2 separate regions of the Homo sapiens genome follow, and region 1 is linked to region 2. The links are chromatin loops, found by intact Hi-C in ENCODE. Cell type or tissue: GM12878. All regions are shown on one strand.

Evidence for each region. Hi-C counts contacts between places; a loop is a spot of excess contacts. Peaks named below come from ENCODE experiments on the same cell type or tissue, not always from the same donor. Only the 100,000 strongest peaks of a DNase experiment are listed, where the experiment ranks them.
Region 1: a loop joins it to region 2, with 3 times the contacts of the local background. A loop is called at or near these places in 14 of 110 quality-filtered maps.

Annotation. Positions count from the first base shown.
Region 1 is chr9:99,251,901-99,256,900 of GRCh38, forward strand. No RefSeq gene overlaps it. Among named protein-coding and RNA genes, the nearest start is that of SEC61B, 32 kb to the left of the region's middle. RefSeq lists enhancers at 1,729-2,288, 2,419-2,478. In GM12878, a CTCF peak has its summit at 2,379; DNase peaks (open chromatin) are centred at 1,541 and 2,141; H3K4me3 peaks cover 730 bases; H3K27ac peaks cover 2,252 bases.
Region 2 is chr9:100,213,326-100,218,325 of GRCh38, forward strand. All of the region lies in intron 3 of INVS (inversin), which reads left to right. Among named protein-coding and RNA genes, the nearest start is that of INVS, 120 kb to the left of the region's middle. In GM12878, a CTCF peak has its summit at 3,043 (motif pointing left); a DNase peak (open chromatin) is centred at 3,056.

The DNA of each region.
Region 1 (5,000 bases), 960 kb before region 2:
CAGGGCTGCATTATCTTGTGGCTAGCCTGCCCACCTAGGACATGAGTGATTTTGCTTTCATGGTGGTGAAACTACAACATCAAGTTAAAAACATTCTCAGTGATGCAGTGAATCGTTTGGCAAATTGACATTTCTGGCAAATTGACTTTTGACAATCTAATTTTCAACAAATTCTTCTTTGAGGATACATATTTTTGTACTTGGCTCGCTTCCTTTGGAAAAACCAAGTGATGCTTTGAGTAGAATAGCACACCAGTTTTAGCTAAAAGGCAGCTAATTTTACTCAAAGATGTGTGTTTTTTTGGTAGATTTTTTTTTTTTTTTACCCTGAGGTTAGGTGGGGAAGGATTTGTCTTCATTTTCCTCCTTCCATCCACAGTTTGCAAAGCCCCTTGGAGTGCTCCCTCTACTCCTAAGAGGAAGAAAATATGGACCCCGGAAAGCAGGCAGAAGGGTTAATAACCAAGGGAGCTGGAAAGAGGGAGAGAGAGAAGGGAGCCCACAGAGGAGATACTCACTTAAGGTTGCCAAAGTGAGATGAAATAGACCACTATTAAGAGTCAAGGCGACGGAGAGTGGAGGGTGGGAGGAGGATGAGGATCAGAAAACTATGCTTATTACCTGGGTGATGAAATAATTTGTGCACAAAACCCCGTGGCACGCAATTTACCTATATACCAAACTTGCACATATACCCCGAACCTAAAATAACAATTTTAAAAAAGAGAATGCTTTGCCTGTTGTATTAGTCTGTTCTTGTACTGCTATAAAGAAATACCTGCCTGGCGTGGTGGCTCATGCCTGTAATCACAGCACTTTGGGAGGCCAAGGCAGGCAGATCACGAGGTCAGGAGATCAAGACCATCCTGGCTGATACGGTGAAACCCCATCTCTACTAAAAATACAAAAAATTAGCCGGGCGTAGTGATGGGCGCCTGTAGTCCCAGCTACTCAGGAGGCTGAGGCAGGAGAATGGTGTGAACCCAGGAGGCGGAGCTTGCAGTGAGCCAAGATTGCACCACTGCACTCCAGCTTGGGAGACAGAGCGAGACTCTGTCTCAAAAAACAAACAAACAAAACAAAACAAACAAACAAAAAAAGAAATACCTGAGACTGGGTAATTTATAAGAAAAAAGGTTTAATGGGCTAATGGTTCTGTAGGCTGTACAGGAAGCATGGCAGCATCTGCTTCTGGGGGGCCTCAGGGAGCTTTTACTCATGGAGGAAGGCAAAGTGGGAGTAAGCATCTTACATGGCAGGAGCAGGACTGAGAGAGAGAGGAGGGAGGTGCTGCACGCTTTCAAACAACCAAATCTTGTGAGAACTCTATCACGAGAACAGCACCATGAGCATGGTGCTAATTAACCATTCATGTAGCATCCACCTCCATGACCCAATCACCTCCCACCAGGCCCCACCTCCAACACTGGGGATTATCATTTGACATGAGATTTGGGTGGTGACACAGATCCAAACCATATCACCTGTCCTCTGGACTCTCTGTGGTCTCTGTGTGTGTGCTTGTGTGTCTGTTTGTGTCTCTGTATGTGTCTGTGTGTATATGCTTGCTTGTCTAATTACTTAAATGAGTGTAGTAATTAATGTCTATAACCTCTTGCCTTTCTTAATGTCAGGGGCATACTAACAGAGTTACAGGTCTAACTCCTCCATTTCACAGAGGAGGGGCGTACCAACAGAGTTGTAGGTCTAACTCCTTTTACAGGAGGGGCAAAGCAACAGGAGAATAGGTCTAACTTCTTGTTAGGAGTTAAGCCTATAACTCTATTCGTACGCTCCTCACATTAAGAAAGGCAAACTGAGGCCCACATAGGGACCTGGGAGTGCCCAAGGTCACCTGTTTCTAAGTCACAGAGCTGGGATTTCCCACATTTACTTGATTCAGAGACTTTCCAGAGGCCCTCACCCCCTCCTCCTGCCTGGATGCACATTCGAGCAGCCACCTTGCCTCCCTGCAGTTGGTGAAAACCACAGGGTGGGCCTGCAGGGGAGACAAGGCCCCATCGGCTTTGGGGCTCACCCAAACAGATGGCCCCGTGTGGGGAGAATGACACGGCAGAAAGGCACTTCACGCCCAAGGCCCCACCAACGCACCTGCTTTTGGTTTCAGTCTTTCTCTCTCAGCAGAATCAAAGTTTCCAGGGGAATCCCTCTTGCCTTCAGTGGATCGCCCCTCGAGGCAAGTAGCTTGAGTCACTCACCGCAGCACTGGGATGGTGGCCACAGGGCTGGTTGGCTGGGCCGTCTGGAAGGCGGTTTCCCTCTTCACGTCTGTCTAGAGGTGGTATCGTGCTCTGTGTGTCTCCTCGTGCCACCCACCCTCCCCATTCTCCTCCTAGTTGGATTGTTCTAAGCCACAGCTGTGACCATGCCATTCCCCTAGAGCCCACAGAGTGGCATCCAAACTTCCTAGCAGGGTATTCAGGGAACTTTTCCAGCCCACTGTGGCCACGCTGTGTGTCTTACACAATGGGGATGCCTTTGTTGTTTCCAGAGAACACTAGTCACTTTTGTATCTCTGTGCTTTTGCATAAGCTGTTTCTCTTGTCTAGATTTTTCTTCCCAATCTGGACTGCTTGGAACACTCTCTCCTCATTCTTTTCTTTAAAAAAGTATTTATTTAAAAAAATTGTGGTAAAATTAACGTAACATCAAATTTAACATTTGAATCATTTTTGAGTGTTCAGTCCAGTGGCGTTAAGTACATTCAGATCGCTGTGCAACCTTCACCACTATCCATCCACAGAACTTATCTTTCAAAACTACAGCTCCGTACCCCCTAAGCAATAACCCCCTAGTCCTCCATCCCTCCCCACCCCATGGCAACTACCATTCTACTTTCTGTCTCTATGAATTTGACTACCTTAAGTTACTTGTATGAGTGGAATCTTACAGTATTTATCTTTTTGTAACTTTTTCACTTAGCAAGTCTTAGAAGTTCATCCATGCTGTTGCATGTCAGAACTTCCTTCCTTTTTTAAAGCTTAATAACATTCCATTGAATGTAAATACCACATTTTGTTTATGTATCCATCCATTGATGGACACTCTGGTTGATTCCATCTCTGTTGGCTATTGTGACTTAATTTGTGGCCTAACATATGGTCTATCCTGGAGAATGTCCCATGTGTGCATAAGAAGAATGTGTATTCTGTTGTTGAGTGGAGTGGTCTGCGTATGTCTGTTAGATCTAGTTGTTTTCTTGGGTTGTTCAAGCCCTTTAGTTCCTCACCTGTTTTCTGTCTGGTTGTTCTATCCATTACTGAGAGTGGGATATTGAAGTTTCTGACTGTTATTGTATTATTTCTCCCTTCCATTGTGTCCATTTTGGCTCATGCATTTCAACAGTCTATTATTAGGTTTGTAAATGTTCCTCTTCATTCTTATAGACTCTCTTTGAATGCTGCCTCCTTTGATGCCCCCATCCTTGCCTCCTCCAGCCCTAGTCACTCTCCTCTGTGCTTTCACTGTAACTTGTACACACCTCTGTGTACCACATTCTGCTTTACTGAATAATTTACTGGTTGTCTTTCCAGTGAGTCTCAGAGGACACAGAATTTTGTCTTATATATGCTTGCACCTCTAGAATCTGGCACAGTTTTTGGCTCACAGTAAGTGTCCAGTGAACATTTGTTGAATAGACCTTTGTTATGGAATGCAATTGTGTTACTCATGTTCTTCCTGGGGTAAAAATAATTACAGTTGGAAATCCTCAGCATATCCTTGCCATAAGGATAAGGTAAAAGTGCTTATGGCCTCCAAGGTGCTTGTTCTTCTCCCTCATTTGATCCTTGTCACAACCCTATGAGGAGGTTGGGCAGGGGCTTGCAGATTCATTTTACAGACAAGAAAACTGAGGCTCAGAGAGGCAAGGTATCTTGATAAAGATGAAGATGGTAAGAGGCAGAGCTGGGACTTGAGCCAAGGCTAGTCTGGCTCCTGACCAGAACTCTTTTCTCTGTACCCGCTGCCCTTGTAAGCTCTGTTTGTGACTACCATGGCTGAGATCATGATCTCTGTACATGGGTAAGGTTGAAACTGGGACAAGTGGGAGCTGAGGTCTTTGCACTCTTTTCTTTTGCAGAATTTCAGGTTTGCCTTTGGAGGTGCTATAAGGAGTTCCAAGTGAATATGTGAGAAACACATCACTCTATCCATTGTAGGATGACGAACACTGAGTAACTTGCTCAATATGGCACAGGTAGGAGTTGGGGCTCCAGTCTGAGCTTCCTGGCCCTGAGCATAATGTACTCATCATTTGTTCTGACGTATCCTGGGCTGTCTTGGGATACTTCTGCCCAAGAAGGAGCTTTCCTTATTTTGAATTAAAATCTGCCCGTCGTGTCCACCCTGCCCCCTCCTACCTCTGTCCTCTGGAGCCCCACAGGGTGAATCTGCCCTCTCCACTCCTAACAACCCTCCAGGGATGTGGTGATATTGACAGCATTCCCCTGAGTTTCTTCTCAGGCTGAATGACCCCAGTGCCTTCAAGCTTCTCAGCTGCTTTTCCAGGGACTTGAAGTCCAGGACCCTCCCTATTGGGCCACCTCTTCCAGATGTACTCCCATTTGTCCATCAGCTGAGGCTGAGTGACAGGGAGGCACACACCTCACAGGGTGTTGCTGGGTTGGCAGGCAGAAAGACTGGAGGGGCTCTGATTGTGGCTTCTTTGAATAGATGCGCAACTGGCTGTCAGGAGGAGAGTGGAGGGGCAGGAGGAGGAGGAGAAGGAGGAGGAGTCAGCAGTGAGATGGAACAGAAATTGAGGGGCAGGGTTACCGTGGGCCTGCTTCTCTGGGAGGCTCCTGTTCAGATCAATCCACCTGGCCCTGTGCTGGTCACGGAGTGAGCCACTTGTAGGGAGAGTGTTGGACATTTACAGACCGTTCCCCTTATGTGTTTGGACATGGTGTTTTGCAGAGTCCATATTCTGGCCCTCTAGACTTTGGTTACCTGGAATTCTGTTTATAGCCCTTTTACCT
Region 2 (5,000 bases):
TCTGATCTTACTTTTCACTTCCTCTTACAGTGCATTTCTTTTCTTTTTTCTTTTTTTTTAATTAGAGAAAGGGTCTCACTATGTGGCTCAGGCTGGTTTCTAACTCCTGGGCTCGAGTGATCTGCCCACCTTGGCCTCCCAAAGTGCTGGGATACAGGCATGAGCCACCATTCCTGGCCCTTACAATGCATTTCATATTACAATGATATTGAATTATTTGCGGAGTTTGAGATGAGATTTTACCCTAAATATAAGCTAAGAAGTTAGTCTGTTACTGTTTCATGGATGCTAACAATAGATACGAGACTCCGCAGTCAGAGACAAAGTAGTTTACTACTCACAACACAGCAAAAAGAATGAGCACCACGTCTATGCTTCCCTTGCCCCCAGAGAACATGTGGAAGTTGCAGAGGCTGCACACAGTGGGTTTTCATCACAACTGAGGAACACCGAACTTCAGGAATCTACCACTTTTATAGTAAGCACTTAGTAAGCCCAGAGGAAGACATTACCTCATCTCTCCAGTTGCTTGTTGCAAACACAACCCTGAAAAATTACCTAAGTAAAGAGTGGCCAAGACTTTGCATTCTTGGCATACCCAGTAAGAACGTTTAGGAATGCTTCAGGCCCATGGTAGATTGACTCTTCCAACAACCCATCCCTCAGCCCAGCATTGTCTTGACATGAGTATGCCACTACATCAGCTACTTTTATTTATCTTACCAAGAGAGACTAGGACCATCGCTTTAATTTGTCTCATACAGCACTTACTTAACAAGACTCCAAGTAGCAGGATAAAAACATCCTGTAATATTGGTATCAACTATGTCCCTCAGTATCTTGGACTAAATCAACTGTGAATAAGCCCCAGAGGAGAAAGTAGATCTTACTTTATACAGCTAGGATGTAATCTAAGTCTGGTCTGTTATCTATTTTGACCCATGCAAGGGAGTTTAGACTGACATGCTAATCTTTGGCCTCGTTGCAGATAGTTACAGGAGGCGCTAGATTACAGGGGCCAAAAAGCAACCCCCAAGCTCAAAGGTGGAATACACCATGGCCTACTCTTTCCTACATACAAACATGTAGCCTAAAGAGGCTGAAATAAAGAGTCACTTTATTTCAGGATTTGTCATTAAACTTGGATCAACCATTACATTGATTTGTCTAAGCCACATGGGCAGTATCACTAAGTAGTTGTTACTTCAGTTGCCATGCATGGCATAATCCAAAGCTGCTCACATGTCAGAAGAAGCATATGGATTTGTGTACATCAGATTAAAATAAGGTTGTGCCAGTCCCTTTGCTTCCATGTATACAACGGGGTCCACATTCAGGAGCTGTCATTGATGGTATCAAGCACAGCAAAAGAATTAAGAACCACCAATGCCCATGTGAATTTTTCTGTTTCATAGCAAGCACATGGTCAGAGATAAAACAGACGCAGGTCAGATGGCTGGCCTCAGCTGCTGTTTGATTCAGGTAGCTCACTATATATTTGTTTTGCCAGGATGCACTTGCGGATCCAGAGGACAAAGAAAGTATTAATTGTCCTCCCCATCCCTGTACTTCCTGAGGTCTCATGTGTTTCCTTCCTAGGGGCTGAAGTTGTTGCTTTCCTTCTTTGGCCACATAGTTAATGTGTCCCATTCCAGTAGATATAACTTCGCCTTTTCTCCAATCATCCCCTACTTGTGCCTGTAGCTTATAGAAGGGTAAGTACATATGGGACAAATTTAGAAACCTATTATGTCTTCCATTTTGGCCTATATGGACCACTATAGAATGACTCAGTGAGCAGGGCACTCAATCAGATGGTCATTATGGATATTTATGATCTGGGACCTTATCAGTTGAACAAAATGAATCCAGGTGGGTAAACCCAAATTAAGCTTGAATCTCTAAGCCCCCTTTTGGCTGGCTGCCACCCAAGGGATATATGAAACAAACCATCCTGAGATTGCTTTTGGGAAAAAGAAAGAAGCAAGATAACCAGGGTTGGGCCAGGCAGAATCCCAAATTTTCAAAACAGATGTATATAATCCCCCACTCCTTTTGTCCTGATTATTTCCCAGGAGGCTACAAGGATGAAATGAACCCTTTCTGAAGGTGGCCACAGTTAGTAAGCAAACTGCTTCATACAGGAGTGTGGACCAGGAGGAGGTAAGAGAGGTGGAGCCAGAAACATTTTTGAGTTGATTTTCAAGAAGGCCTTTCCAAGCTCTCAACAATTCCAGATACCTGAGGATGGTAGGAAGCATGGAATGTCCATTAAGTACCTAACTATTGGCTCATTGTTAGGCATATCATGGTCAGACTATAGAAGGTCTAGGAACCCCAAAACATGGTCCTCAGTGCTATAGCTTGAATAGGCTAATCAGATTGGAGCAGCAACTCCATATGGTGGAGCAGCAACACCATAACCTGAAAAATGTCTATGGTGGAAAGGCACGAGGTGAGCCCAAGAGGAGGTGACAGAGGTCCCTGCTGGGAAGGGGCAAGGGCAATCCTCCATGTAATGTGGACTCCTTCACCACAAGAAAAGGAGGCCAACTGGGCAAGATACATAAGTCTGGTATGCAGTGGTATCTTCTGCATGAAAAACATACCTTTTACTTTGTATCCATTCTATTGTGGTGGGTTCATTGCCTTATCTAGTGCAGTGATGGATCCTAGTGGCAAATCCCAGTGACCAGGCAATACAGACTTGTTCAGCGACTTGATTTCAGTCGGTCTTATCAGAGAGCAGGCCCTTACTGTTACTGTGGGTATCTATGTGAGTGACCCAAAGTGTCTGATTGGCAGCCACAATTTGTTTGTAGTTTGTGGCCCCAAACAGGAATATCTTTAATTTACCAACTGTAGTCTTCCAAGTGGCAGACCAGGTGACTACAGTACTGTTAGCAGACCAAGAATCAGTAAAAATACGGCTAGTCTTTGGGAGTATTGCCTAAGGTAAGGGTGATGGCTTTTCATTTCAGCCCATTGGGCTAACTGGTCATTACCACTCAGTCTCCTGGAGCTGTCATTGAGGTTGGACAGCTACTGCCCCCTACTGGACACCATCGGGTTTTAACTTAGCCAAAGCATCAGCAAACCAGGCCAAGGCATTTAAGGGACCATTAAGCCAGCAGCTTTGCTTCAGACAGTGGCCACCTGTATACCCAGTGCTTTGTCCTCAATGTCAAATAAGTCAGGCTAAAGCAGGAATCAGATACATAGAACAGTTGACTCTGTCCTATTAGGCAAGGTTTTGCATTCACATTCACTTTTGAGCACCTGCTCACTCATGTCTCAACCAAATGAACTTCTAATGTTTTCAATCCACCTAAAGATCCATGTCAAATAGCAAAATCTTCATTGTTCTCTCCATTTATTTCTGTTTTGGAGATTTCTTGGCCCTGCAGCCGCAACCACATGGTCTTTCAGCTTGCTGCCCCCGTGGTCATGTACCATTCCTTCTTTTGCCTGCCCAGAGGAAGGTGAGCAAAAACAAAGGCACTATTTGGGTGGCTTGCTTTAATCCCACCTCTCACCATTCAGACTCATTAACAGAGAGAATACTGGGGTCACTCGCCCCTTAACCTTGCCCACCACCTGGGCATGATCTCAGGGGGTCTTCTCACCCTTGAACCTAAGGATACCTGAGAATGGGCCTCTAGGGTTCTTGTCCTTACTCTTCAAGAAAACTATGTCTCTCCAGCTGGGTGCAGTGGCTCATGCCTGTAATCCCAGAACGTTGAGAGGCCGAGGTGAGTAGATCACTTGAGGTCAGGAGTTTGTGACCAGCCTGGCCAACATGGTGAAACCCCGTCTCTACCAAAAATATAAAAATTAGCCAGGCATGGGGGCACACACCTATAATCCCAGCTACTTGGGAGGCTGAGGCACAAGAATTGCTTGAACCCGGGAGGCAGAGGTTGCAGTGAGCCAAGATCGCGCCACTGCACTCCAGCCTGGGCGACAGAGTGAGACTCTGTCTCAAAAAAATAAAAGGAAGAAAGAAAGGAAAACTATGTCTCTGTCAGTATCCTATCATCTTTTACTGTCTTGTCAGTTCTGGCATTTAATTAACCCTATTTACAAGGTAATAAGTTAGCTGCAGATGCTGGCAGAAGACACAAGACTCCCATCAGAGACGAAAAGCGTCATTACTAATGGCATAGCTAGGAGCTAGGAGTACTTATCTGTTTGCATGAGTTTCCCTCCCCTCCAAGGATTATGGGGGCAATATGGAGGACTCAGATGGGCCCAGCACACAGTGGGTTTGCATGACATCTGAAGAGTGCTAGATTTTGGGAATCTCCAGCTTTTAGTAAATAGAGTAGTAAGCAAGCCTGCTTGTTCTTTGCCCTGGTGGGTGACATTACCTCGTCACTCAAGATTGCTCACTGCAAACCCCACTCTGGAAAATGGTCCCAGTAAAGTGGAGTCAAGCTTTTGCATTCTTGGCATACCCAGTAAGTACATTCAGGGACATTCAAGGCCCAGGGCAGATTGCCTCTCCCAACACTATTGTGGTATTTCCAAAACTCATTTGTGTCTGCAACCACTACAGAAAAGTTTGATATAATGAAATTACTGATATTTGCGACCTATATACTTCCTAGGGATAGTAATTCTTTTTACAAATTAATACAGTAAATGCCTTGAGAGTTTATAAATACATAATTATATAGCTATAATTATAATTAATAAATCATGTTTCTATTTTTCCATTTCAATTTTAAGTAATGTATTTTGGGTATATAATATATTTAGGATTTAAAATGAACTATGACAGAGTACCTACTTTACATTTGTGTGTGCTATTATAAATATAGTTATCTTTCTAGGCCAAAATTTTATACCAATTTGTAAATGAACAAAAAAATATAGTGAACATTTATATATATATAGTGAGCAATTGTTTTTCTCTCCAAGTACAGTGACAGAAAATATAAGCACTGGGGACACAGAACAAGAATGCAAAGAAATTAATTGGAAAACATGTAGGTCCC